Regions from separate parts of the Homo sapiens genome. Here region 2 is linked to region 1. The links are chromatin contacts, found by Hi-C or POLR2A ChIA-PET in ENCODE. All regions are on one chromosome and are shown on one strand. The core of a region is the stretch at or near the end of the contact, and the rest is flanking DNA. Distances in the headings are between cores, read along the strand shown.

What was found. A loop is a pair of places that touch in the nucleus more often than their neighbours do. ChIA-PET counts read pairs that join two places held with the same protein, here RNA polymerase II (POLR2A). Pooled maps may share reads with other maps.
Region 2: a map of chondrocyte shows a loop between it and region 1 (4-fold over the local background). The contact joins two enhancer-like sites. A Hi-C loop is called at or near these places in 1 of 168 maps with a recorded cell type or tissue (chondrocyte), 1 of 37 single-sample maps with no recorded cell type and 8 of 50 pooled maps. POLR2A ChIA-PET finds 5 or more read pairs at or near these places in 7 of 52 experiments (AG04450, BJ, H1 and 4 more).

Annotation. Positions count from the first base shown.
Region 1 is chr15:85,295,318-85,298,017 of GRCh38, forward strand. No RefSeq gene overlaps it. Among named protein-coding and RNA genes, the nearest start is that of MIR7706, 84 kb to the right of the region's middle. Within about 2 kb of position 1,439, at least 3 of the 41 ENCODE cell types and tissues checked have a DNase peak (open chromatin) inside an H3K27ac peak, as active enhancers do.
Region 2 is chr15:85,356,868-85,359,592 of GRCh38, forward strand. No RefSeq gene overlaps it. Among named protein-coding and RNA genes, the nearest start is that of MIR7706, 22 kb to the right of the region's middle. Within about 2 kb of position 1,289, at least 12 of the 41 ENCODE cell types and tissues checked have a DNase peak (open chromatin) inside an H3K27ac peak, as active enhancers do.

The DNA of each region.
Region 1 (2,700 bases), core at 189-2,688:
AGAACGTGGAGAATTGTTTCTGTTGCTCTCCCCCACCCCACTCCATGCCAACATTCTGCATCTCTGTGCTGAACATCAGGGAGCCACCGGCCTTGTCAGCCTTCACATTAGGCCTGCCCTCTCCCTGCTGCAGATCAGCAGCCTGTCTCGGCCTGTTGGAACTCTCCCTTAGTGTGTTGGAGACGTTGAGACATTGTGACAAAAGTATGGAACCAGGAGTCAAGGAAGCTTCAGTCCTGGCTCGGGCTACTTATTTTTTGTTCAAAGTTAGCTTTTCATTTAAATGTCTGTGTTTCTGTTTCCTTGTTTAAAAAATGTTATAATATATGGCTATCGTAAAGTTGTTGCAAAAACTCAAAGGAGAATACAGACATTTAAGATAGTCTGCATGGGCCGGCATGACGGCTCACGCCTGAAATCTCAGCACTTTGGGAGGCTGAGGTGGGAGGATTTCTCGAACCCAGGAGGAGGCTAGGCTACACTGAGCCATGTTCATGCCACTGCACCCCAGCCTGGAGCCTGGGTGACAAGGCAAGACTTTATCTCAAAAAAAAAAAAAGACTTTTTTTTTTTTAAGTTCTGGGATACATGTGCAGAACCTGCATGTTTGTTACATAAGTATCCATGTGCGGCCGGGCGCGGTGGCTCACGCCTGTAATCCCAGCACTTTGGGAGGCCGAGGCGGGTGGATCACGAGGTCAGGAGATCGAGACCATCCTGGCTAACACGGTGAAACCTCGTCTCTACTAAAAATACAAAAAGAAATTAGCCGGGCGTGGTGGCGGGCACCTGTAGTCCCAGCTACTCGGAAGGCTGAGGCAGGAGAATGGCGTGAACCCGGGAGGCGGAGCTTGCAGTGAGCCGAGTTTGCGCCACTGCACTCCAGAGCCTGGGAGACAGAGCGAGACTCTGTATCAGAAAAAAAAAAAAAAAAAAAAAAAGTATCCTTGTGCTATGGTGGTTTGCTGCACCTATCAACCTGTCATCTTGGTTTTAATTCCCGTATACATTAGGTATTTGTCCTAATGCTCTCCCTCCTCTTGCCCCCTACCCCCCAACAGGCCCGTGTGTGATGTTTTCCTCCCTGTGTCCATGTGTTCTCATTGTTCAACTCCCGCTTATGAGTGAGAACACACAGTGTCTGGTTTTCTGTTCCTGTCTTAGTTTGCTGAGGATGATGGTTTCCAGCTTCATCCACGTCCCTGCAAAGGACATGAACTCATTCTTATAAAAAAGACATTTAGTCTTTGGGAAATAAATACTGAAGATTAGCTTCAAATGGACAGTGGTTTGGATGTGATTCTTGCATCTCTGACTAAATCGTAAACTTATCCAAGTCATTGTCCACTGTGGCTCCCACAAAGCTTTCAGGCCTGTCTTCCTTGGTGATCTTGCTTTGATGTGCTATGAAAGACTGTCCCAGCAGATGGCAGAAGAGAACTGAGTCAGGAAAAACCAGCCTGGGTATTTCAGTGTGCACTGTGCACTGGGTAAAGCTTCTGCACCTTAATGTCCCTGCCGCGGTAGCGCTACACGTCGACTTCACAATCGCTGCTGAACTTCCCTAATAAAGGTGGGTCAGCAAAGGCGTGAGGGTTACCACTCTATCCAAACACCATGTCACTGAGACTCACTTAGGAAGAACATTCATTTCCTGAGTACTTCCGTAGTACTGGAAACGGGGATGAATACAAAATAGTCCCTGTCCCCACAGAATTCATAGTCCAGCTGAGATCAAATAAGGACAGAACAATTTGCATTTTGCCGGGCTGTCCTCTAATGACAATAATTTCCTGAATGTTTTCAGGTTGCCTGTTTTAGCCATATGTTCTTCTCTGGCCGCTTCTCTCCAGCCCCAGCCTCAAGTCCAACTCATGATCTCTGGCCTAGGATACAGCAACAACCTCCTAAGGGAGCTGCCTCTGCTCTTATCCACCTCCAGTTTATTCTCACCGCATAGACAAGATAATGTTTTAAAAATGCAAATGCGATTACACTGTATACCACCTACTCAAAAGATCTAATGGCTTTGTATTGACCTCATAATAATACCCCTGCCCTTAATCTTACTTAAAAGGCTTTTTGTGATCCGATCCCTGTTTTTCTTCTCCTAACTTATCTCACCCTCTCCTCCTGCAATCAACTCAAGAGGCTGACTTTCAGTTTCCCAAATGATTTTTATCCCCTACCAGATTTGCCCAAATTGCTTTTCTCTCTACCTAGAATGCCTTAAAACTAAAACTCACTCCCTCCCATCTACCCATCCTCCTTAACTTGGCTAACTAGTATTTATTCTTCTGCTCTCAGGTTAGATATCCTTTCTTTTGGGAAACTATCCCTGACAGTATAAGGCTGGGCTGAATAATCCTCCTGAGTACTCCAGAGCACCCTCTGCTTCCATTCCCCTCGCATTTACCGTATTTCTTCGTAATGAGTTTGCGTATCTTCCCCTGTCTACTGTAAATTCCTGGCACATGAGGACTTCCTCTCGCACAACAATGTATCCCCATTTCTTGACACAGTTCTTGGTACAGAGCCGCACTCGATCAAAACTTATCAAGTAAATGAATAAATCAATCATAAAACACAATTGATACCATCCAAGAAGTCATAAAATTCTTGGGGCACAAGGTCTTAGGAGAGTAGATCTTTCTGTGTGTATCAGCCATATCCCTTTTTTTTTTTTTTTTTTTGAGATGG
Region 2 (2,725 bases), core at 39-2,538, 61 kb after region 1:
ATGTAAATATTATTGCTGTTTTACAGATTGGGAAACAGAGGTTCAAAGAGGTTTAAATAACTTGCCCATGATCATACCATTATTCAGATATTGGCCGGGCGCGGTGGCTCACGGCTGTAATCCCAGCATATTGGGAGGCCCAGGCAGGCAGATCATGAGGTCAGGAGATCGAGACCATCCTGGCTAACGCGGTGAAACCCCGTCTCTGCTAAAAAAATACAAAAAATTAGCTGGGCATGGTGGCGAGAGCCTGTAGTCCCAGCTACTCGGGAGGCTGAGGCAGGAGAATGGCTTGAACCCAGGAGGTGGAGCTTGCAGTGAGCTGAGATTGCACCACTGCGCTCCTGGGCGACAGTGGGAGACTCCGTCTCAAAAATAAATAAATAAATAAAAATAAAAATAAAAATAAAAATAGCTATAACAATGATATTTTCAAGTTATTAATGCTTTTTAATGTACCAGACAATTTATACAGAATATTTCTAACCATCATGACAACCCTAAAAGTAAATATTATTGCTGTTTTACAGATTGGGAAACAGAGTTTCAAAGAGGTTTAAATAACTTGCCTATGATCATACAATTATTCAGATATGCTAACCCCAAAATCTATCCTCTCTCTTTTTCTTTTTTTGAGACAGAGTCTCGCTCTGTCACCCAGGCTGGAGAGCATGATCTCTGCTCACTGTAACCTCGACCTCCTGGGTTCAAGTGATTCTCCTGCCTCTGCCTCCTGAGTAGCTGGGATTACAGGCAGGCAGCACCACGCCTGGCTAATTTTTGTATTTTTAGTAGAGATGGGGTTTCACCATGTTGGCCAGGCTGGCCTCGAACTCCTGACCTCAGGTGATCCGCCCACTTTGGCCTCCCAAAGTGCTAGGATTACAAGCATTAGCCACTGTGCCCGGCTGTACTTTTTCTACTGCACTTGGCTTCTTCTCATGTGAGCAAGATTCAGGACAAGTCTTTCCAAGGGCTTGGAGAAAATATAGAAGGTGGAAGAGAATAGGTTTCAGCTTGGGTCAGTGGGATATTTCTTTTTTTTTTACTTCCTTTTTCTCTACTTCCTATCATCCCTTCTTTTCTTCCTTTTTTCAGTTAATAAAAAATGACACAATTAATAACAAAGCTAGCAGAAGCCCTAGACTTGGCTCCTTGCCATATTTAAAAACCAAGTTCCACCCATATACAATTATGACTGCTGACAATAAAGTCCCAACCCAGAATGAATCAGCACAGAGAAAAATCAAAAGAGGGCAGGGCTGGGGCTTGGTACTCAGAGTTAGCCCCAAAGTTATGAGTCAGAGACTTCTCAGAATAACCTCCCTGCCAAATTAATCCCAGGCCAGGGCTTGCCAAGGTGCAGCTGGTTTCACAAATTCCAGTGGACTAAAGTGGACTTCCCTGGGGGAAAAGGGCAGTGCTAATGTGCCAGAGAGAGACAGACTGGATAGGTGAGTGGTATTATGGTCATTGACCAAACTACCAAACTTCATTCTACTCTAGCAGAAACAATCCTAAGGCCACATAGATGGAAATGCACCTGTTCAATTCTGCTCATCACTGTATTCAAGAACTCAGGAAAGATGTGTATAATGCATCCAAAATGAAGGGACATATTTATTTATATTGTTAAATAATATCTGCAACATGAACTAGCCAAAAATAAAATATCGATGCAATTAGTGCATGCTGTACTAAAAACAATGATATCGGTTTGTAGAGGCTTAAACCAAATAGAAAAGTCTTGTCAAAAGTGTCTCCTTGGTCCAGGTTTGCTCCATCTTCTCTAGGTCAACCTCTTTCTCTGAATCTGAACTTCATGAGTAAATACTGTAGTCGGGGAGGGTCAGGATCACCTTGTACTGCAAACCCAGACAGACCTAGGCTCCTGTAGGTCTCAATAATCTGCATTTATTTCTTTCAAAAGACAAACCAGAAATGTTCCCCTCACCCAGATCCTCCTAGAGAAAGAAAAAGAAGTTGTGCATTCATGCTATATGAAAAGAGAACAGGAATTTAGAATCATAAAGACCTGGAAAAAGGCCGAGCGTGGTGGCTCACACCTGTAATTCCAGCACTTTGGGAGGCCGAGGCGGGTGGATCACTTGAGGTCAGAAGTTCAAGACTAGCTAGGCCAACATGGTGAAACCCTGTCTGTACTAAAAATACAAAAAAATTAGCTGGGCCTGGTGGTGGGTGCCTGTAATCCCAGCTACTTGAGAGACTGAGGCAGAAAAGTTGCTTGAACCCAGGAGGCAAAAGTTGCGGTGAGCTGAGATCACACCACTGCACTCCAGCCTGGGAGACAGAGCAAGACTTTGTCTCAAAAAAAAAAAAAAAGACCTGGAAATGAACTGAGCATGATGGCTCATACCTGTAATCTCAGCATTTTGGGAAGCCAAGGCAGGAGGATCACTTGAAGCCAGGAGTTCAAGACTAGCATGGAAAGTATAGTTGAGACCCCAACTCTACAAAAAAAAAAAAAAAAAAAATAGAATAAAATTAGCTAGGCATGATTGCATTCCTGTGGTCCCAACTATTGGGGAGACTGAGGTGGGAGGATTGCTTGAGCCCAGGAGATCAAGGCTGCAGTGAGCCATGATTGCACTATTGCATTCCAGCCTGGGGGCAGAGTGAGACTGTCTTGAAAAAAAAAAAAATCTGGAAATGAGTTCCCCAACTCTAAGACTTCCCTGCTGCTTGGGCTTTGAACAGCGTATTC